Regions from separate parts of the Homo sapiens genome. Here all the other regions are linked to region 1. Evidence: read pairs that join two places in POLR2A ChIA-PET (ENCODE). Cell type or tissue: HepG2. All regions are shown on one strand. Links, peaks and the distances in the headings refer to the core of each region. The heading gives the core; the rest is flanking DNA. Region 1 has its middle 120 kb from the start of LINC02815. Region 2 overlaps LOC105373143 (a long non-coding RNA gene). Region 3 overlaps LINC02815 (long intergenic non-protein coding RNA 2815).

What was found. Peaks named below come from ENCODE experiments on the same cell type or tissue, not always from the same donor. Only the 100,000 strongest peaks of a DNase experiment are listed, where the experiment ranks them.
Region 2: POLR2A ChIA-PET joins it to region 1 with 16 read pairs; 2 of 35 experiments call an interaction of 5 or more read pairs at or near these places.
Region 3: POLR2A ChIA-PET joins it to region 1 with 19 read pairs; 3 of 35 experiments call an interaction of 5 or more read pairs at or near these places.

What each region holds. Positions count from the first base shown.
Region 1 is chr1:229,028,516-229,036,221 of GRCh38, forward strand. No RefSeq gene overlaps it. Among named protein-coding and RNA genes, the nearest start is that of LINC02815, 120 kb to the right of the region's middle. RefSeq lists a silencer at 3,267-3,561 and an enhancer at 3,267-3,561. In HepG2, for the core only: no CTCF peak of the experiment used is centred there; DNase peaks (open chromatin) are centred at 3,386 and 4,126.
Region 2 is chr1:228,960,037-228,967,742 of GRCh38, forward strand. It overlaps LOC105373143 (a long non-coding RNA gene), which reads left to right. Exons shown (of 3, transcript XR_949234.2): 2 at 2,827-2,959; 3 at 5,165-5,261. Among named protein-coding and RNA genes, the nearest start is that of LINC02815, 190 kb to the right of the region's middle. In HepG2, for the core only: no CTCF peak of the experiment used is centred there; DNase peaks (open chromatin) are centred at 4,315 and 4,575; H3K4me3 peaks cover 759 bases.
Region 3 is chr1:229,127,917-229,135,622 of GRCh38, forward strand. All of the region lies in intron 1 of LINC02815 (long intergenic non-protein coding RNA 2815), which reads right to left. Among named protein-coding and RNA genes, the nearest start is that of LINC02815, 23 kb to the right of the region's middle. RefSeq lists an enhancer at 2,106-2,400. In HepG2, for the core only: no CTCF peak of the experiment used is centred there; a DNase peak (open chromatin) is centred at 3,805.

The DNA.
Region 1 (7,706 bases), core at 2,086-4,585:
CTGAGGGCTGTGTTTGGGTGTGCAGGAATAACGTAGGCCTTAGACAATTACTTGTAACCTTAGAGGTACTGGGAGGGTTCCGGGCTGTGCTGGGCCCAGATACTCAAAGTGCTTCCTGAGGAAGATGTCCGTGGTTCAGCTCAGGGATGGGCACTGCTCCCCACGCTCCTCCAATGGGGCAGCTCCCTGCTCCGACCCCACCTCCCACCTCCCCCAGCAGCTCAGACAGCCATCTGTGCGGCAGATGAGCTGCACACAGAAGGTGCTCGGCAAACACTTGCCGAATCCCCTGAAATGGTCCATCTGGGCCCCTTTACAAATCGAATTCTTTCTAGATCAGTGGCGCCCAACAGAATTATAATGTGAGCCACACACGTCATCTTACATTTTCTAGTGGCTAACTAAGAAGTAATAATAATAAAAAGAAACAGGTGAAATTAACTTTAGCAATATACTTTGTATATAAAAATCATTATCATTCCAACATGTAATCGTATAAAATTTGTAAGATTTTTATAGTCTCTTTTTCTAGTACCAAGGGCTTGAAATTCAGTGTCAGTTTGGAATTGCCACATTTAGAGTGCTCAGTAGCCGCATGGGGCTTGCAGCTACCACCCTGAGCTGCAGCTCTGAACTCTAACCAGGACTCGGGGCAACTGGGGCCCAGGCTGGAGCTCAGCTCAGAAGGAAGGTGCTAGGTGGAGTCCTCCAGCCACAAGTCACAAAGCAGACTGTGTTGGGGGGCCTTTGCCACTGCACCCCCCTCCCCACCGTCCTCACTTGCCTTCCCCACCTGGCACTGTATCTGGTGGGAGGAGATGGGCAGGGCGTGGGAACAGAAGGAATGGATGAGGACTTAGAGATGTGTGAGCAGCTCTCACAGCCATACACTGCCCCTGCTGGGGAGTCCATGTGGACCCCTCAGCTGGGACTGACCCCATCACCTGTAGTGAGACACACCAAGAAACACGCCCCATCAACACAAAAATGTCTGCTAGGCCAAATCTGGCACAAGCTTAGTGACAGCTGAGTTAAATTACTGTATCCATGGTGCAGTCACCAAATACTTGCAGCCCTCAATCATTTTCAGCTGTCTTTTTGGGGACAACAGAGACATATACAGATTGTCAATTCAACATGAGCTCATTTTATTAGACGCAATCAGCCATATGGCACTTTGCGACCAGTAGACGTGCTCCTTTGACAATCAGTGTTATTGAGCCTGCTCAGTAATGAGTTAGCTACTGGTCTTGTCTTCCCTTAGAAGAATCCATTTAACTCCTATGAGTGAGTCAGCTTTTTCCTAAGTGACATCTTTGAGGGGAATGCAATGCCAGCTTGTCACATGCCAGGCTCTGGCGCTCAGTTCCAGAATGTTAGAGCTGGGAAGGTCTTGGTTCTCTCCTAGTCCTGTGGCTTTTGAGCTTTACTTTCTAAGTGCAAAACTTTCTTTCAAATGAAATCTTATGGGGAGGCCTGACTAAGACAGATTCTTCTGTAGGAGCTGGAAGGACAGCACAGAGCTCTCCCTCCCTTCCTCCTCCCCAGGCACCTCTGTGTGGTCAGGGTTTATTAGAAAACCAGCAACGCTAGGCAAGCCACTCATTGTACACATCTTAAAAGCAGGACCCAGAGCAGCTGTGTGTGATATAGTCACACTGTGCCATGACAGAGCCAGGGTTGGAATTCCACTCTCAGATTCTAAGACCTCTACTATTATTATTATTATTATTATTATTTGAGATGGGATCTTGCTATGTTGCCCAGACTAAAGTGCAGTGGCCCTTACAAAGATCTCTATTTTAGTATTTCCAGAGAGTTCCATGGAAGATCTTTGAAAGATACAAATGGTCCCACATGTAGAAACAGGTTATCATGAGGTTTGTTAGAGTTTATTGAGTGCTGTGTGAGAGGCCCCATGCAATGGCTTTCCATGCCAGCCCACAAATTTCAAACTGCAGTAGGAATGGCATTACGTTCCCAGCCTAAATGCAGTTATCCCTAACTGCCCTCAGGACCTGGCATCTAGAGGCTGGGGCACCATGGGGTCCCAAATTCTCTGTGCCCTGAGACCTTGAGTCTATAGAACCAGCATGAATGATATAGAAGTTATTAAGAAATTGTTTTAGGCAGTTAGTGTGGGTAAAAGAGTTCTCAGTGGAATTTCCTTTTAATAAAAAGCAGCCCCCAAACCATTTCTTTTCTAACAGAAAGCAGCCCAAAAGCCAAGCTGCAAGCATAGATAAGCAAGCTGGAAGGTCACATGTGTAAGTGCCAGCAGCTGTACCTGGAAGCCAAGTACATTCCAACATGGTGACTTCCCCTCCCTCTCCTTGTTGTCACCTGTGCAGGTGTCATGGCACCACCAGGTTGAGGCCACATTTGCATAATAAAAGATTAGGGTGGGAGGGCCAGTTTCTTCGAAGGCTGTGTAAATGACATACCTGGCCAAACCAATCCCCTGGGACCTACGTAAATCAAACACCGCCTCCTCAAGCCCCTCTATATAATCAACTGCATCCCACCCCAAACTTAGAAACCCTCTTGGGCACCCCCTTCCTCTGCCTGAGGAAGCTCTCTCTCTCTCTCTTCTTTCTGTGTCTATTAAAGTTTCCGCCCCTTAAACCTACTCCGTGCGTGTGTGTCCATGTCGTTAATCTTGTCGGCTCGAGACAACGAACCTCGGGTATTTCCCCAGACAACGAAGCCACTTCACTCTCAGATTGGCTAATGAGGCCCCTGCTACTGTGGAGCTGGCAGAGGTTTTAGTGGGAAGGGTCAAGAAGGGCCTTCATGGGGCCCTGGGGGTTCCTTAGCAACAGCAGCAGAGGGCTGTAGATAGGTCTATGGATGTCAGGGAAGACTCTAACTGGGGTGGGAAGGCAGATTCCACAGAAAAGGACAGCTAGCTAGCGATAGTCAGGTTCTATTATACATCTGGGAGACCTGTACTTGGCAGGCACTAAATGGGCTATGAGCTAAGGCCTGGGCTGGACCCTGGGGACGGCCACGACATCTGCCTACCAGAATGGGCAGAAAGACCTCCGGGGATGCATCAGATTCTTCATCTGCCTCCCCATCTGCTCAGACTGTCTCTAACCACCTACCACCATTGTCCTGGTTGAGCAGAAGAGGAACATAAGCCAGGCCCGTGTGCAGAGGTCCATGCCTGTAATCCCAGTGCTTTGGGGGGCTGAGGCAGAAGGATCACTTGAGGCCAGGAGTTCAAGACCAGCCTGGGTAACACAGTGAGACCCTGTCTCTACAAAAAATAATAATTATCCAGGCATGGTGGTGTGGGTCTGTAGTCCTAGCTACTTCGGAGGCTGAAGTGGGAGGGTTTGTTGGGTTCAGGAGTTCAAGGCCACAGTGAGCTATGATTGTGCCACTGCACTCCACCCTGGGTGACAATGAGACCTTGTCTCTAAAAAAGAAAAAAGAACATAAGCCGATATCAAAGACCACAGAGGTGCAAGTCAGGGCCAAAAAGGGACCAACAAGGCGTTGCTGGGCTTCCCTGAAGGAGGTCCTGGAGCCCCCAGAGGCTGGCCGGCCTGGGCTAGGACGGGGCTGTCGTTATGGCTCTAATCTATTGCCATTACCACCCCCACCCAGCCCCCTACTCCCCCACTCCCCTACATACACACCAAGTCCCTGCCTAGGTCAGGCGGGCTGAGCCAAGACAAACACAGCACATGAGCTCACTATTCTGAGGCTGCAGCTCAGATGTGCTATCTGAAATGTGGGGTTTGGACTGGGGTCTTAACCGGAAAAAATAAGCAAGAAATTTTGAAACAAAAGAAAATGTTAACTTGAACCATTTCAGGGATCACTTTACCTTAAAGCTGTTCAGATTCAAACATTGCTAATGGCAAAGCCAAGATTTAAATGGGCCCATTGGGAAAAGAAGTAAAATGGGGGGATTTCCAGGAATGGATAAGAAGGTTAGAATCTGCAGTACATTAAAATTTTAAAAGGATAAAAGGTAGAAAACCAGCCCCAGGAGATTGCCATGAACTCTGACATGAGGGGGTTGGAGCACAAGCCCCACCTTTCCTTCTGCAATTGCAGATTTCCAGGATTCAATTCCATTTCAATTGCCTCATTTCCTTTTTCTCTTTCTTTGTTGCACAGTGATAGTTTGGAAAGTGGGAGGGACAGGCTAGAGGAGAAAGGGCTGGGGATAATGGGAGACAGTGTGGTAAAGAGGAGCACCACAGTACTCCGTCCCTAAAGAAGGGACTCAGAATGGGCAGCTCCTCAGAGCCAGCAGGTGAGGCCAAGTACACCAGCTTCTTGGTGCATTTTCAGTGACAGGTCATTTTCCTCCTACAAGTGCGTGTCTCCCTATCCAGGGAAAGAGCAATAGTAGGTGAAGGTTGTTAGTTGCCTGAGCAGAGAAATGGAGGCTTGATGTTAAGTTGAGACCAGATCTCAGTGAGCTTTGAAAGCTGTGAGAGTTTGGACCTTATTCCATAGGTGAGGGTCCGCAATCACATACAGATCTGTGGATGCTCTGGAGGAGTTTACATTCTCACGAGAAGGACAAGCAATTAACTATCTAAGCTATTGCATTTAATTAATTAACCTTGGCAAGCCCTACCAAGGACAAGTATGAGTTACCCTGACAGCAGATAATGGGGACAGGACTTCCTCTGTGGTTACCGACAGGAGATGACCCAAATTAGGGGGAGGAAGAGCATGAGTTTAGTCTGGGAATTGTTGAGCTTGAAAGGGGCTGTAGATGCCCAGTGGCAAAGGAAAGCAGACAGTTAAAATTGGATTAGCTATGCCAATCTAGAGCTCAGAAAGAAAGAGAGAGCTACAGATATGGTTGGAATTGAAGGCATGGACATAGATGGATGGGATTATTTGGGAAGAATATAGAGACATATGAGGGTCTAGAATGGAACCTTCACAATAACATTTGAAAGTCAGGTAGGGAAGGATAAATCAGCAAACGAGACTAAGGAAGCATGTGTCTGATCCATTGATTATTGTGTTCCCTAGAACCAAGCCCAGTACTTGGCATAGAGTAATCAATAAACATTTATTGAATTGAAACGTATATCATCTTGATTGTCTTTTCCCAGTGAAAAAACAAGCTGTGTTAATCAGCTATTGCTGCAATGGTGTTGTGTAACAAACGACCCCACAGCTCAGAGATTCTCTAGCTTCACAGCTAGCTCCAGTCTGTTCACATCTCCCAGCTGGGGCTGAGCCTGAAGGGCAGTGGTTACTCATGCTCTCATGGCAAGCACTTTTAGAGCCAGTGCCCGCATCATGCCCACCCACATTCCATTGGCAAGCCATAGCCAATCCCAAAATCAAAGAGACAAGTCGTAGATGAGAATGAGCACTTACTTTAGACCCTGAGCAATTTGTGTTCAAATCCTGGATCTACCACTAATAAATGCATCAACTAAGTCAACTTACTTAACCTATCTGAGCCTCATTTTCCACACCTTTAAAACAGGTGTAATAATAGCTCCTTTAGGGGTCTTGAGGATTAAACATGATATACATGAAGAACTTATGACACCTGGTAAGTGAGAAATAACCAGTAGCTACTGTGATCTCTGACCTCCCCTTCTAACTGTAGCCCTGAATCTCAAAAGCTTGGATGCTTTAACCAGAGCTCCATGCTCACATCTCAGGTGGGGTTGTGCCCACATCCCCCAGCAGCTCAGGAGAAAAGCTCACCCTGAATTCCGTCTCTGAGACACACCCTGGGGCAGGAAAGGGAGCAGAAAAAATAATCAAGAAGTCTTGAGGCAGGGTCCAATTCAGCCATTTACCAAATGCCTCCCAGATTTGCTGGAGCTGATGTTTAGTTTTTATCCAGTCCAAACCCACACTTTTGCCTGGAGGCATCCTTATGAGAAGTCCTCTTACTTTCCAGGCCCAGCTTTTAGTTCTGCCTGTGTTTTGAGTGATACCAAAGTACTAATGGGGAATAAAATTATGCAAGCAGACAGCTTTTCCAAATGGGACTTTTCCCAGACTGCATTTGAACTAGACCTTGGCCTGAAACGCAATATCCAGAGCTTTCTTTGTAGCTTTCTTTATGGCTTGAGAAGTCTTTTTCCATGCACGCTTATGTAAAGATGAAGAATTTATAAGATTCAATGAGATGTCTGGCATCAGTCCCGGCTGTATCTACTGAAGGCTGTTTTCTTTTCTCCATATCCACTGTTTAGTAAATTACCAGAGTAGCCATCAGGAAATAGATGATCAGTGATATTGCCATCATCATTATTTCATAATGGCCATTCAATATGTTTTTCTTTATAGCTCTTAAGAAATGTACTTCTGTAATTCAGCATCCTTTCTCAAATTTTAAGCAGCAGGTTTTCTTTGACATTAATTCATTTACTCTACAAGTATTTATTGAGCACTTACCTGTGTCAGGCACATGGTAAGGGCTGAGAATTTAGTAGTAAATAACTACTGCAGCCACTGCCCTTGTGGCGAGTATAGATGAGGAAACAGAGTCTCAAAAAGAGTAAAGTTTGGCCAAAGTCACAACACAAGTTTGAGCTGAAATTGGAAGTCATATATGCCAACAGGACCAGCTTCATAACTTGCAAAGCCCAGTGGTAGATGAAAATATAGGCACTTGTCCAAAAACGACTAAGAATTTCAAGACAGCAACATCCAAGCATTAAACCAAGTGCAGGACCCTGTCCCACACCCAGGTAGCTGGCGCCGTGCTCTGAGTCATAATTTTTAAATCAGTTTTGACTAATTCTGTACTTAAATGACCATGAAAAAGTGATGGGAGGGGTGTACTGTGGAGTAAGGATGAAACCACCAATAATCTTGAGCTAAGGAACAAACAGGAAATTCACATATGGTATTTCTGTTTGCTGGCCCCTTTTTCAGAGTTAAATGTTTAGACATAGTCCTACCTTGATAAATTTTTCACAGCAGAACACCCCAACTGGGATTTCCAAATCCTTCCATCACACACGGAGGAGCTAGGATTTGCAAACCCACTTGTCTGTATACCAATCCTGTGGGGAAAGACCTTACACATGTAAATAGCCAAACCAGACCAGTGTATGAATCGGTTGGTCGGTCAAGCAAGCACTGACATACTAGCAGGAGTTCTGCCTGTGGTTTTTTTGGTTTATTTCTTTGCAAAGACAACATCAGCTACCAAAGAAAAGGAAACAACTCCACCCTTTACTTGAGATTGTGCACCAAAGTCAGCCTGATTAAACCAGGAGGTTTTGCCCTGTTTTCTGATGGAGATGTGCCCCTACCTTGTTCACTCTGCAGGAAGGCAAAGCATGGGTTTGTTGACCTCATAGCTAATTCATTTGACTGGAGCTAGTGTATGGGAAGATACAGGAGTAGAGGGGAAGATAGATGCACTAATCAGACAGCATACATGGCTGGCCTGCTATCAGCAGTCTGGCCTTCATCTCAACAGACGTTTACTCTACAAAATTGGAAAAACCACTTCACTCTCTGAGCCTGCTCTCCCACCTGTGAAATGGGAAAGTGGGACCAAGTCAAATAAAAATCTCCCAGTTGTCATTGCCATCTGGTAATCGTGCACATCCTCTGGGCTTGGAGCAGCTCCTCTTTCCCATAGTCCCAGGAAAGAGATCCTGGCTCTCAGAGAAAGTGAGGAGAGAACATTTTAAATGCCTTTGTTTCATAACTGCAAACCGGAAGGCCTTGCAGCCTTGACCAGA
Region 2 (7,706 bases), core at 3,309-5,808, 67 kb before region 1:
AGTTAATGGGTGCAGCATACCATCATGGCACATGTATACATATGTAACTAACCTGCACATTATGCACATGTACCCTAAAACTTAAAGTATAATAATAATAAAATTAAAAAAAAAAGAAAACTTTGCAGAACCATTTCAAAATATGTCAAAGAAATCTACTTTAGGGTAAAATATTTTTATTTCTTTCAGGATCTGCTATCTGTCATGTGATGCTATACCAGAGTCAGGTTGGAATTTGGTATCTTATTGCTGAAGAGTCCGTTCTGCTAGTCTTAGGATCTCTATTTTAATGTTAGTGCTGGTCACTTGTACCTAAATTCAAAAAGGCAGGGAGTAACAGGAGGCCTGTTCAAACTTCCTTCCCATCATGGCCAGGAATTCAGTTTTTCAGGTTTCTCATGGCCCAGAGGGGGTCTGTACAATTGGTTGTGGGGGCTTAGAATTTTAGTTTTGGTTTATATATTTAATCTGAAGTGGCCAGTATGCCACAGTGCCATATATTGGGGTTATTCTCTTGCCCCAACATCCTAATCCCCAAATGTTGATATTTTAGTGTATGCAAACTTGCTTCTATTTTTCTTCTGAGAATTTTAGCTTTCCACTAAATCCATAAGTCATTCCTTTAAATCCACAAGTCCTTCCTTTTGGGGATTATTAAAAGTGCTGGGGACTTAGAGATAGGAAAGAGACTAAGAAGAAGGCAGGGTAAGGAAATGAGTCCAACGTTGAAGTTTAGGGATGGAGATGGGAAACTGAGGATGGCAGGACCAGCCCAGAGCTGCCCCTCGGCCTCTGACCAGAGGGGAGAGGGCCCCTCCCAGAAGGCAGCCCTAAAGCAGAGCCCAACGGGCCATGCGTGCAGGAGGAAGGAAGCAGGCCCAGCAAAAAATTCTCTTTTAGTTCCCTCTTAGGGTGCAGATGAGGGTGGAGGGGAGTGAAGTCAACCTGTTCTGAATGTGAGGCCTGTGTGCTTTCTGGGACACCAGGGATTTGGGACCCACTGGAGGTTCACAGAGATATTCTTAGGGAGCCTGACTGTTCTCAACGAGAATGTTTAAGTTTGTGTTTTAATTTTAAAACTCTATCTGTAAGCCATTCTGGATTATCCTGGTGACATTCTTAGCAGCATTTTCAGGTTCTCCATTGGAGTTTTGTGTTTCTAGGCCTGGCCTCATGTGGCGAGAGTTACTGATCACAGCTCATAACAAGTCAACAGACAGAGGCATAGGAAGGCCAGCTGATAGCCAGGTGACACCCCACATGCTCAGCAAATGGGAAGCTGGCAGCCCTGCATATAGAAAAAGTGGTGGGAGCAGGACATCATCCCAGAGTGTATGGTGGGATGGGAGTTACAAACTGAAAAGAACTGCAAATTCAAGGCTATAGGCACACTGAAAATATCTATTTAGTGTCTGCAAAACATCTACCACATTAGTGTTGTCAGTTTCCGTTTTTATAGTTTTTTTGGTAGTTATATATATATATGTATTTTCTGGGTTTTATAGTTGTATAGATCTCTATACAGAATAGAAACCTAGAATTATGCTTTTTTTTATGAAGCACACACATACAAAAGTAAAGGCAAAAGAAGTCGACACCAGACAACTGTCGGGTTTTTGGGGATTTTTTTGTTTTTGTTTTCCTTAAGCGTAACAAAAAATCAGCATGTTCCTCATTTTGACGCTAAGCTGATGAAAGCTCCTCCTTTATGTCAGTATGGTTCCCCTCTGGGATCTGTGCAATCCTCTGCCAAATGGAAGGACCCTTACTGAAGGTGTAACAGACACATCCACAAGTCTGTCCTGTAATGTCACGTGTAAATCGTGATGGCTGCAACAAAATCAAATCAACAGGACAAAACAAAACAAAGCAAAACGGGTTAAGTAGAGAATAAACTCAGAACACCATAACCTTTGAAGCTAAGAAAAGAAGCAGACTCATGTGGCAGACATTATATTTTTTACTGTGGTAATATATTCCTAACATAATGTTTATCATTTTAACCATTCGTGAGTGTGCACTTCAGTGGCATTACACACATTCATATTGTTGTGCAGCCATCAGCACCATCTATATTCCAAAACCTTTTCATTCTACCCAACAAAAATGTTGTACCCATTAAATAATAGCTCCCAACTCTTTCCTCCTAGCTTGTGATAACCCCTCTTCTTCCTGTCTCTATGAAATTACCTACTCTAGGTACCTCATGTAAGTGGAATCATACAGTATTTGTCTTTCTGTGACTGGCATATTTCACTTAGCATTATTCCTTAATGTTAATCAATGTTTTAGCATATATCAAAGTTTAATTCCTCTTTGTGACTGAATAGTATTCCATTGGACAGACATACCACATTTTATTTATCCATTCATCCATCAGTGGCTTTACGGCTTTTGTGAATACTGTTGCTGGTGTACAAGTATCTGTCCCAGTCTCTAATTTTAATTTATTTGCACATATTCCTAGGAGTGGAATTTTGGGGTCATATGGTAATTCTGTTTAATCTTTTAAGAAATTGATAAATTGTTTTCCACAGTGGTTGGACCATTTTACATACCCACCAGCAATAAAAAAAGATTCTAATTTCTCTACATCTTTGCCAATATTTGTCATTTCCCCCTACCACCCCCTACCTTTATTTTCTAAGAGATAGGGTCTTGCTATGTTGACTAAGCTGGTCTTGAACTCCTGGCCTCAAGTGATCCTCCTGCCTCCCATCTCCTCCCCTCTCAGTTTACTGGAGGGCTTCTGAGAAAGAGTTTTGCACAATTAAAAAATACACAAGAAAGAGGCAGTCCTTTTTCTTCTGGATTTTTTTGTTTTAGATGAGATATCTGGAATTGCACAGCCAACTTACCACCGTGAGGGCAACTGTCCTGAAGACCAATCCAACCTGTGGAAGTCAGCAGAGCAGAAAGAGTAGATCTCTGGTCCCCAAAGACGTTGTTGAGTTATCAGGTGAGCCAAACTTGGAGCTGCACCACCTTGGAACATCTTGTCATATGTGATTATACATCTCTAACTGACAAGGACGTTGGAGTCAGGGATTTCTGTTCCTCGAAGCCAAAGCCATTTTAATTAGGATTTTTAAAATTTCTTCTTTGAAATGCACACAATTATACATATAAAATTAATATATATTGACCAAATATTTATGGCATCAAACATCAGTTTGATTTTTTTTCTTTTTTTTTTTTTAAATTATACTTCAAGTTCTGGGATACATGTGCAGAACGTGCAGGTTTGTTACATAGGTATACACGTGCCATGGTGGTTTGCTGCACCCATCAACCCGCCATCTACATTAGGTATTTCTCCTAATGCTATCCCTCCCCTAGCCCCTCACCCCCTGACAGGCCCCGATGTGTGATATTCCCTTCCCTGTGTCCATGTGTTCTCATTGTTCAACTCCTACTTATGAGTGAGAACATGCGGTGTTTGGTTTTCTGTTCCTGTGTTAGTTTGCTGAGAATGATGGTTTCCAGCTTCATCCATGTCCCTGCAAAGGACATGAACTCATCCTTTTTTATGGCTACATAGTATTCGTGATTTTTTTTAAGAGACAAGATCTCGCTCTGTTGCCCAGGCTGGAGTGTGGTAGCAAACATAGTTCACTGCAATCTCGAACTCCTGGGCCCAAGCAATCCTCCTGTCTCAGCTTCTGGCGTCTCTGAAACTACAGGCACACACCATCATGCCCAGCTAATTTTCTTTATTTTTAGTAGAGATGAGGTCTCACTCTGTTACCAGGCTTGTCTTGAACTGCTAGGCTCAGGTGATCCTCCTACCTTGGCCTCCCAAAGCATTGGGATTACAGGCGTAGGCCACTGGACTCAGCCTTAATTTGATCTTTGTCAGCACTGTAATAGCTCACAATCTGCTTATTGGAAGATAAGCGATGCAATATAAAACCTTATGAGATTAAGTATCAAAGGAAATATCACAGCCAGTCAGTGGTTCAGAGGAAGGAGTGAGGTTTGAGGCTGGAGTGGGATCCAGGCCAAAGTGGAGGTCATAGCTGAGCTGGACCTTGGAGGTGGGCAGGATCACAAGAAGACAAATGGAGGGGGCATTTTCTCCACTCTTTAGTCACATTTCTTTTTATAAGGAAAAAAAGTGCCCATATACCAAAGATTGTGCTCAGGAATTTCTGATAGTGATTGAAGCAATCCCTCTCTCTAATCTCACTCTCCCTGCATTCCTTCAAGTACAAGCTGTTTTCAAAATATTCTAGCACATTTCTTTGCAAACTGTTTTCATCATTTGGAACTTGCTATCTCACCTAAATGGAATGTGAGTTTACTCAGTTCAGAGTTTTTCAGATGTGATAGGAGGAGTCACATGAGCTGAAGCAAACCACCCAGCGGCCCCTGGAAAGATCTTCAAGCTCCCAGTCGTGGGTGGGACCCTTCCGACCCTACAGTGTACTGATTAAAATACAAGAAAAACAGATGAACAAAACCCAAAGCAGCTGCCCTTGCTTGCTCAGTGTGTTTGGATCCTGGAGGGGCTAGAGAGAAAGGAAAAGAGGTGTCCCTTAGTGAGGAGTGACCAAATGTCCCCTCCCCTTGTTACACACTGCAGGACAGCATTCTGCTTCCACAGGACAACTCAGAGAGGCCACATCCTGCTGTCTGTAAACACTGCTGCTGTGTGTAAATAAATCTCATTCCTGGAAGGGTCTTGGGCTGGAGTGAGCAGCTTGATCCATACCAGAGACAGTGAGCCTCCAAGACAAGGCACAGGGGAGAGGACAGACGGCCAGGCCTGGGTCTGCGGCAGGCCACTGCGAACCCCCAGGAAGTCACTTAACAGTCCTGGTTATTCACCATGGAAATGGGAACCCGAATGCTGGGCTCAGGTGGTTGCTGTGAGCAGTACATTAAAACATTTTCCGTATGGCTGTCATTGGCAACGGGGTAGTAGTGAGTGGTGGAAAGATGCGTTATTGGTCTTTGCCCCACCTTCAGAAAGGCATCAAATTTAGGGATTTAGTTGTATCTTTAAATAAGATCATCCACACGGTCATTGTGTTTTATGTGTGCGTGGTGAACAGGGAGACAGCGATGCTAAAACTATGAATTTGTTAAATGTGAAAAATTAAAATATACCATAATTGTTATTACCTTGTCTTGGAGGACTGTGTGTGTGTCTTATATACAGATTTTCTTCTGCCTCTGCCACCCCTGAGACAGCAAGACCAACCCATCCTCCTCCTCCTCAGCCTGCTCAATGTGAAGAAAATGAGGATGCAGACCTTGATGATGATCCACTTCCACTTCATGAATAGGAAATACATTTTCTTTTCCTTATGATTTTCTTAATAACATTTTCTTTTCTTTAGCTTACTTTGTTATAAGAATACAGTTTTATTACATATAATGTACAAAATATGTGTTAACCAACTGTTTATGTTATCAGTAAGGCTTCCAGTCAACAAGAGGTTATTAGTAATTAAAGTTTTAAAGAGTCAAAAGTTATAAGCAGATTTGTGACTGGATGGAGGGTCAGTGCCCCAATCCCTGCATTGTTCAGGAATCCACTGTATTGTATAAGTATGTGTGTGTATGTGTATATATATACCTATATATATACACGTGTATATATATATATTCATATATATATATATACACGTGTATATATATTTTATACACACACACCCACACTCACACATATATCTCCATTCCTGGAAATACTCCAGGCTTGAGTGTATGTATTTCCAGGAGCCTTAAAAAATGGCAACTGCTCAGGAGTGTCTTGACTTCTGAGAGGCTTGCAAAAGATCTAGCAGACAGAGCCCTTCTCAAGTCTGCAGGACAAGGGAAAAAGCATTAGAGAAGGGCAGGCTGGTTTTCAGAGATGTTTCAAGACCCATGGAGACAGGAGCCCCAGGGCGAAGTGTGTGCATTTTGGAAGAATTTGGTAAAGAGAACCACCCATCTGTGCTGGCCCCTATTTTCTCTGCAAGAGAATCTGCTTCATAGGTGCTATGAAATTGCAATTGTGATTGAGCTATTAAATTGCTGCCCATGCCAAACCTGGCTCCATTGAGAGCTGAAGATGTTTCTGAGCTAAATGAACTGCCATCCACATAAATACAGTCACAAGCACGCCCAGGAGCTGGAGCCATCTACCAAGCCCAACGTTCACCTCTTCTTTATTTCTATTTAAAAAACAAACAAGCAAACAAAAAAACTTTTGTTGACATATAACAAACACATCACAAAATGCACTATCTGTAAGGGTACAACTCAGAGCATTTTACAGAGTGAACGCTCCCGTGCCATTCCACCCAGATGAGTACAAAGAGCGTTACCAGCATGCCAGAGCCCTCCTCACACCCTACCAGGTGAGTGTGCCTCCCTCCCAAAGCACCCCCAGCTTCACTTCTAAGACCTTGGATTGCTTGTGCCTGTTTTTAACCTTTATGTAAATGAAATCACACAGTATGTGCATGCTCTTTAGTTTCTGGCCTATCTTGCCCAACCTGATGTCTGTGTGATTCGTTTCTGATCTTCCATGAAGCACCATTTTCATTATTGTATAGGATTCCATTGCATAAATAGACTACCATTTATTTCTCTGTTCTACTATCAAGGGACATTTGGGTTGTCTCTGGATTTTGGCTGTTATAAATACTGCCAATAGAAAGCTTTTTTGTTTATGCATTTGGGGAGGGGGAGGATACACCTAAGAATGAAACTGCTGGCCCACGGGGTCTGCGTATTCAGTTTCCAATGGTTATCCAGGGTGGCTGAGTCAGCTGATACTCCCACCAGCAGAGCCAAGAGTTTCTGTTGCTCCACATCTTATGGACTCTGGGTATTGTCAGTCCTTTTCATTTTCACTCTTCTGGTGGTTGTGAGGGGGTATCTCATTATGGTTTTAATTTAAATCTCCGGGATGTTTGATAAGGTTTAGCACCTTTTCATATGTTTATTAGCTATTTAGAGGTTCTCATGTGTTAAGTGCCTATTCAGGTCTTTGGCCAATTTTTCTACTGGGTTGTCTGTCCTTTTCATATTGATCAGTAGGAGTCTTTTATTTATTCTTCTTATGAACCTTTTTGTTACATGTTGCAGATATCTTCTTTTCATTCTTTTAATGGTATACTTTGATGAACAGAAGTTATAAATTTTAATATAGTCCAGTTTATCAATCTTTCCCTTTATGGCTACTGCTTTTTGTGTTCTCTACCTCAAAGTCACAAAGACAGTCTCCAATGTTATGCTCTATGAGCCTTATTATTTTATCTTTCACATTTTGATCTGTGGTCCACCTGAAATTGCTTTTGGTATATGATAAACGTCAAGATTATTCGTTTTTTGGATATCTAATCAACCCAGCATCATTTGTTTTTTAAAAAAATCCTTTCTCCATTATTTTATGTGCTACCTTTGTCATAAATCACATATCCATATAATGTGGGCCTATTGCTGGACTCTATTCTGTACCATGGGTCTACCCATATATTCTTGCTGCAGTCCTGCACTGTCTTAACTACTATCGATTTATGAGTCTTTATGTCTAGTAGTGCATGTCCCACAACTATTTTCTTCTTCTTTAAGTTTGTCTTAGCGATTTTTAGCCTTTTACATGTGGCTATATATAAATTATAGCATCAGCTTGTCGGTTTCCACCACAAATTCTGCTGGGATATTGATCAGAATTTCATTAAATCAATATAGACCCTTTAGGAAACAAT
Region 3 (7,706 bases), core at 2,859-5,358, 100 kb after region 1:
TTGTTCTAAGTGGCCTGCTGTACTTTTGTAAAACAAAAAGACCACCCAAATCTCTAGTATTCTGCGGCCTATATAATCAGTGGGCAGAGTGAATTTTCCTTCCTTGCCATGGACCAAGAAGAGCCTCATACACCCAACTGTGGCCTCACCAGATTGTTTTTAGCCTGATGATGAGCCTCTATTAAACCCAGAATTTCTTTGTCCCAAAGAAGGGTCATGTGTGTTTAACAGACATAAAATCTGCACTAAGTGGGAGTCCTGGGCCAGCCTGCTGCGGCCTGTGCATGGTGAGAGGGAATCCTGCATAGCCCATCTGCTGCAGAAGAAGTTTCCAGAGAGGAAGAGAGGCCACCCAGAGACAGAAGCTCGTCCTCCCACGTCTCTCTAAATGAACCTGGTTTCTGCTTTCCCCGGCTGCTCCCAGAACCATTCAGATCTCCCCTTACCCTCTATTTTGCTATTGACTTGTAGAGACAAGGCCCACTTGGGCCTGCTTAAAATAGAACTCCCTGCGCTGGAGCCAGTTCTATATCAGTGAGTGTGCGTGTATGCTGATTTTCTTTGTCCTCTTTATAAATGAAAAAACTAAAGGTAATTACAATAAGAGCTTTGTTTTTTTAAAATTAAGCTCTTAATAAGTATCATGAACTAGTCTTTTTTTTTTTTTTTTTTTTTTTTTAGACGAAGTCTTGCTCTGTTGCCAGGCTGGAGTGCAGTGGCGTGATCTTGGCTCGCTACAAACTCCACCTCCTGGGTTCAAGTGATTCTCCTGCCTCAGCCTCTCGAGTAGCTGGAACTACAGGTGCCCGCCACCACACCCAGCTAATTTTTGTATTTTTAGTAGAGACGGGGTTTCACCGTGTTAGCCAGATGGTCTTAATCTCTTGACCTCGTGACCCGCCCGCCTCAGCCTCCCAAAGTGCTGGGATTATAGGCATGAGCCACCGCACCTGGCCTCTCAGTTTTATAAGCATTACCTTATTTGAACTTCACAAACAACCTGAGTGGTTATGAGCTGAGTATTGTTGCTATTATTAATCTATAAATGAGGAAACTGAAGCTCAGAGAGGCTTATTTACTCCCCCAACGCCACACAGCTAGTAAGTGATGGAGCCCAGATTAAAACTACTCAGTCTGACTCCAAAGTCTCTCCGTCTCCCTCATTCTCTACCCGTCCACACCACGGTAAGCTAGTTATCTAAAGGTACAAACAGGAGTTTTAACTTTTACTTTTACTCGTGAAAAATAAACCCCAGGAAATTTGAGCCATAAAAGCATCAGACCGACCCTTGGATTGTTCTGCAAAATCAATGCAGAGAAAGCAGAAAGGCTTTCATTGAACCGTGTAGCTAAAAATAAAAGACCCAACGAGCAAAGATTCCCTAGTGCTGGGCAGGAGAGGGGATCAGGGAAGTAGAAGAGAGAGGCAGCCTCTGAAGGGGCTCCCACACAAGTGCAGGGCGGCAGCACCTTAGCCGCAGAGCCCCGGGTGCTCTTCTTCCTGCCGGGACACCTGAGCCCACGTTCTCCTCTGCTGCTTGCCTCTTAGCACTCAAGCTGAGGTGTCGAGACCACATCCCAGAGGGCAAATGGCAGACAGTTAAGGAGCTGAGCAGCCAGCTGGGGTTGCTTCTTCGTCCCCAGAAGCCCCGCCAGCAACTTCTGTAGACCTGCCCATGGCCAGGACCTCGTCACAAAGCCTCCTCTGGATGGGGGGCCAGCCTCTTGCAGCTGCCCACCCAACCAGGGTGCTCGTAGGTGTCAGGCAGGACTCAGCAGCAGAGAGACAAGTCTTTCTGAAAGCAGAAAGGGAGTGCTCATGGGGAATTACATGACTCCCGGAATCATTAGGAGGCAGGTTCGCTTCCCAAAGCCACGCCACAGGGCTGGATGCGGAAGGACCTGCCTTCTGCTACAATTAGGGAGGCCCCAGTCACACCGGGAAGCCAGGGCTAAAACTGCAATGCTTTTTCTAGGAGCTCTGCCCCTACATGGGTGCGTCCCTCCCTGCCTCTGTCTCTCAGCTTAACCCTGCCTCAAATTTAGTCTCGTGACAGAAAAAATGGGACTAATCTGATTGGCAGAACCCACATCACATCCAGAATCCTAGCGCAAAGGTGCTGGGAAGCGCAGACTTGCTTTCCAGCTGTTGCAGAACTAATGGCACAGAGGAGGAAGCTGGGGTGGATGCCACACACGCCCATCAGCCACGAGTTAGCAAAGGAAGCAGAGACCTATTTCCAGGGGACTTTGGCTTCTGAGCTGCTGGTGGTGGGGGAAGGGAAAGGGAAGGGCACTGGGGTGAAAACAACCCTTCTTGCTTTCCTGTGCAGAGGACTCAGGATGTGGTTGGTGAGCCCATCATCTGGGGAGACGCATGAAGGGGAAAGGGGGAAAGAAAGCTTCAAAAGAAACATGGCTGAAGGGTTCCCGTCCTGGAGAAGAAGGGGTGGTGCTGGCCGTGACACTTACCCTATTGCCTCACAGACCTGGAGCGATTGACCTCTCTTGTGCACACCAGGGAGTGGGAGGGACAGGGGGATGAGGACATAGGCCTGCCTTGAAGAGCTTGCACCCTAATGAGAAAGCTAGAGCTGAGAAGCGCAAAGACAGGATGGAACAGGCAGGGTCCTTACAGTGCTACAGATGGGTAAGCTGAGGCCTGGGGGGTGACCACCTGCCTGGCATCCCCTGTGCCAACCTCCACCCCCCAGCAGGCTACTTCCATAGCGATCCAGGCTTCAGAGCATCTCAGGTTCCAGAGAGGCTCCAAAACGCACCAACTCAAAGTCTGTTTTACTGGAAATGTTCATGAAAATCTATTCCATTACTATTTAGATTATCAAGGCACACCACAGGGTGAAGTTTAACATGCAGCAAAACTTTTCTCAAGCCTCTTTTTCCAGCTCTCTCACTGATTCTCCAAAACTTCTCTCTTACTCTCTGCTCCCAGCAAAGCCTTGCCTCCTGGCAGCCCATGTGGGTGCCTGATTTTCTTCTGCTTCTTTTATTTAACCTCTACTCTTAATTCTCTCCTGCAAGGAAGTCTCTGATTCTTCTTCTGTAATTCCCAGCTGTCTCCCCACCACTTGCCTGCTTGAATCTCCATTTCTCTTTCTCTCTCTCCCTTGCCCTGATTCTAAATTGTAAAAGCCCAGAAATGGAGCTGGCAAAGATAGAATCCACTTTCGTCGGTGAAGGGCAGAGAGGTTATGAAGGCTCCTATTGCAAGCAATCATGGTCTCTGTTCACTCCCATAGCAAAGAGAGGAAACGTGAATCTCCTTCTCTCGAGCAGGTAGCTTGGCGTTCATTACCCTTCTTAGGAGCACTCCATAAATGTCTGAATCTCAGCAAATGTGGCCCCCCACCTCCTCCCCATCTCTGCCCTTGAACACTTGGAAGATCTTTAGAACCTGTCATCACTTGCCCAGGTTCATGGCAAAAGCAGACCTAAGTTGGAAACACCTGGCTCTCAGCCTCTCCACCTTCACCCCTGGCTTCTTCTGCTGTCAAACTCCTCTGAGTTTTTAAGTACAAAATGTGACACTTTCTGGTGTTGACCAAGCTGGAAACCAGCAGGTGCCCACATCTTAGACTACCCCTGCCCTCAACAGCAGCTTACATACTTAGAGTTTATTAAATCTGTTTACCACTACTCTGCACCTTAGCACAAGCATTAGTTAATCCCCTGTTTGGAGATCAAACCCAAGAAACATTTAAATATGATCTCCTGCCCAGTGTGGCAAACAAATCATTTCCATCATGGAAAAAAACCAGGGAGGAAAACAATGGTGCATTGAAACCAGTTATGCAACACAATCCTCAGTGATCAAAGTCCTCTGGTTTTCAATTAACGCAGGACATTCAGAGGAAGAGGGCTGCCTGCTTATTGATTAGTTGATTGTTTATGAAATGAAGAAACCTCATCTTTTCTCTATATTCTACTACTGGCTAGGGGCCTGGGAAGTGAAAATTGCCACCAGCACCATCCTGCAAAGCAGAGAACATTCCATTTACTCCTCCTTGCTTCCTGGGTGCCAGCACCCCCATCTTACCCAAGCTAGACCCTAAGGAACCTCTAGTTTCTCCTTCCCCTCACCTCCTCATGTAATTTCTCCCCAAATAACATCACATTTGCCTGAGCTCTGCCTCTCAGATCCCTGCTCTCCTTTACTCCTGTCTCTTCATTACTCCTTTCTCACCAAGACAGTAACAGCAGCTTCCATCCTTGTCTCTTTCCTGTCAACCTATGTGACTGCTAATGCTATTCAACTTTCTACATCTTAGATTGGGTTCTAACTGTCCTTTGACACAAGCCTTCCTTTGAGATGTGATTGAAAGTGATGTCTGTTACTTCTGGCAGAGCCTCAAGGGCCTGTACTCGCTTTGCCATGATCCTTTTTCCCTCTGCCATTGTGACTGACCATGTTCCTGATGAGGCTGCCACATGAGCCTGAGGAACAGAGTGGTACCACCCCACAAGGTCCACATAGCACAAGTGAACTACAATGCTTTATTTCAGTAACGCCACCCGTGTCTTGGAGCTCTATGCCCTGAGTGATTCAGGAGGTGGAGAACAGCTCTGGTTGCTTCCTTCTTTAAAGAATATCATTACTTTCCCAAGCTAATGCATGAATTAGAATCTAAAATATAGGTCAGGCACAGTGGCTCATGCCTATAATACCAGCACTTTGGGAGGCCAAGGCGGGAGTATTGCTTGAGCCCAGGGATTCAAGACCAGCCTGGACAACACAGAAAGACACCATTTCTGTTACATAAATAAATAGATAATCTGAAAAATAAAACAGGAATGCTAAGAGGCAATGTTGTATAATAATAATTTTTGTTTAATGACTGGCCTTTGTCCCAGGCTCCTGGGAGGGCAAATCTAAATCCTTGGAATTTCCCACATAGTAGGAGTGTCTTTGTTTTTCAAGAGGCCCTGGATTGGACCACACCTGACTTTATGCTAATGAAGTGGACCATGGTGGTTCCTAGATAGCCTCAGGATGGGGCTGGTCATGCTAGAAAGACCAACCATGTGATAAGAGGGCTGGGACTTTGAGACATGGAATATCAGTCTGACTTCCCATCCTCCAGGGAGGGAGAGAGCTTTAATAATAAAGCTGTAATCAAAGGTATAGCATTTGCCCAAGTTCTGTGAGTTGTTCTAGTGAGTTATTGAACCTGAGGAAGACCATGGGCACCCCTAGATTTTTGGTTGGTCAGTCAGAAGTAGGGGTATTGTTGTTGTGGGTCATGTTCTTTAATCTTTGGGGTCTGTTCTAACTCCAGGAAGTTAGTGCCAAAATTGAATAGCAATATACCAATTGGGGTCAGAATCGCTAGAAAAATAGGTTAGGTGGTGGACTTCACTGGGACATCCAGGCAGAGGTGGTGCCTTGGAATGAGGAAGTGGAGACAGAATGATATGAATAGGTGAGATCACTTCCACTGGAGTCCAAGCTAAGTCAGCTTCTTAAATCGTTCACATTCCCACCTCCTCACAGCCAAATGAGACCATTTCCTGCCCAGAGACTGGTTTCAGCTGGGCATCAATTTCCTGAACAGGGAAACCTACCAAACTTCTCACCTCCCAGAGAAAATTGTGCCCTCACATGGAAGATGAGGAGAGCCTGCTCCTCTCATTCCAGCGGCTCTCTTCTGCTGGCATTCTTATTCTTTGCACACGTTTTACAATTCACAGTTACCGGAGGTGGCAGGTCCCAAAAGTCTCTTAATTTGTCTTCTAGAAACTTCTAAAAGCACACTCAAACATCAGGACAAAAGGGAAAAGTGTCCCCCTAGGATAGTTCACTGCTATTACATAAGTTTCAAAAATGGACTACCTAAAAGATGACTCAAACTGAAAATGTAATTCACTGATATGGTCTGTCTCTGTGTCCCCCACCAAAATCTCATCTTGAATTGTAATCCCCATGTGTTAGGGGAGGGACCTTGTGGGAGATGATTAGATCATGGGGGTGGTCCCCCCATGCTGTTCTTGCTATAGTGAGTGAGTTCTCATGAAATCTGATGGTTTTACAAGGGCTTTTCCCCCTTCACTCTGCACTTGACTCTTCTGCCGCCATATGAAGAAGGACAAGTTTGCTTCCCCTTCTGCCATGATTGTAAGTTTCCTGGGGCTTCCCCAGCCATGAGGAACTGTGAGTCAATTAAACCTCTTTCCTTGATAAATTACCCAGTCTTGGGCAGTTCCTTATAGCAGCATGAGAATGGACTAATACAGTTAATTGGAACCAGGAGGTAGTGGGGTGCTGCTATAAGGATACCCAAAAATGTGGAAGCAACTTTGGAACTGGGCAATAGGCAGAGGTTGGAAGAATTTGGAGGGCTTAGAAGAAGACAGGAAAATGTGGGAAAGTTTGGAACTTCCTAGAGACTTGTTGAATGGCTTTGACCAAAATGCTTATAGTGATATGGACAATGAAGTCCAGGTCTCAGATGGAGATGAGGAACTTGTTGGGAACTGGAATATGCTTTATTTTGCCCCTGCCTTAGAGATCTGTGAAACTTTGAACTTGAGAGAGATGATTTAGGGTATCTAGTGGAAGAAATTTCTAAGCAGCAAAGCATTCAAGATGAGGAAGAGCATAAAAGTTGGAAAATTTGCAGCCTGATGATGCAACAGAAAAGAAAAACCTGTTTTCTGGGGAAAAAGTCAAGACAGCTGCAGAAATTTGCATAAGTAACAAGGAGCCAAATGTTAATCACCAAGACAATGGGGAAAATGTCTCCAGGGCATGTCAGAGACCTTTGAGGCAGCACCTCAAATCACAGGCCCAGAGGCCTATGAGGAAAAAATGGTTTTGTGGGCTGGGCTCAGGGCCACCCTGCTGTGTGCAACCTAGGGACTTGGTGCCCTGCCTCCCAGTCAGCTCCAGCTGTGGCTAAAATGGGCCAAGGTACAGTTCAGGATGTGGCTTTAGAGGGTGCAAGCCCCAAGCCTTGGCAGCTTTCATGTGGTGTTGAGCCTGCAGGTGCACAGAAGTCCAGAATTGAGGTTTGGGAACCTCTGCCTAGATTTCAGAGGATGTATGGAAATGCTTGGATGTCCAGGCAGAAGTTTGCTTCAGGGGCAGAGCCCTCATGGAGAACCTCTGCTAGGGCAGTGCAGAAGAGAAATGTGGGGTCAGAGCCCCCACAGAGTCCCCACTGGGGCACTGCCTGTGGGAGCTGTGAGAAGAGGGCCACCATCCTCTAAACTCCAGAATGGTAGATCCACCTATTGCTTAGGCTGTGCACCTGGAAAAGCCACACACACTCAACACCAGTCCATGAAAGCAGCAGGGATGGGGGCTGTAGCCTGCAAAACCACAGGGGTGGAGCTGCACAAGGCCATGGGATCCCACCTCTTGCATCAGCATGACCTGGATGTGAGACATGGAGTCAAAGGAGATTATTTCAGAGCTTTAAGATTTAATTACTGCCTCATTGAATTTCAAACTTGCGTAGGGCCTGTAGTCCCTTTGTTTTGGCCAATTTCTCCCATTTGGAATGGGTGTATTTACCCAATGCCTGTACCATCATTGTATCTAGGAAGTAACTAACTTGCTTTTGATTTTACAGGCTCCTAGGTGGAAGGGACTTGCCTTGCCTCAGATGAAAGACTTTGGATTTGGACTTTTGGGTTAATGCCAAAATGAGTTAAGACTTTGGGGATATGGTGGGAAGGCATAATTG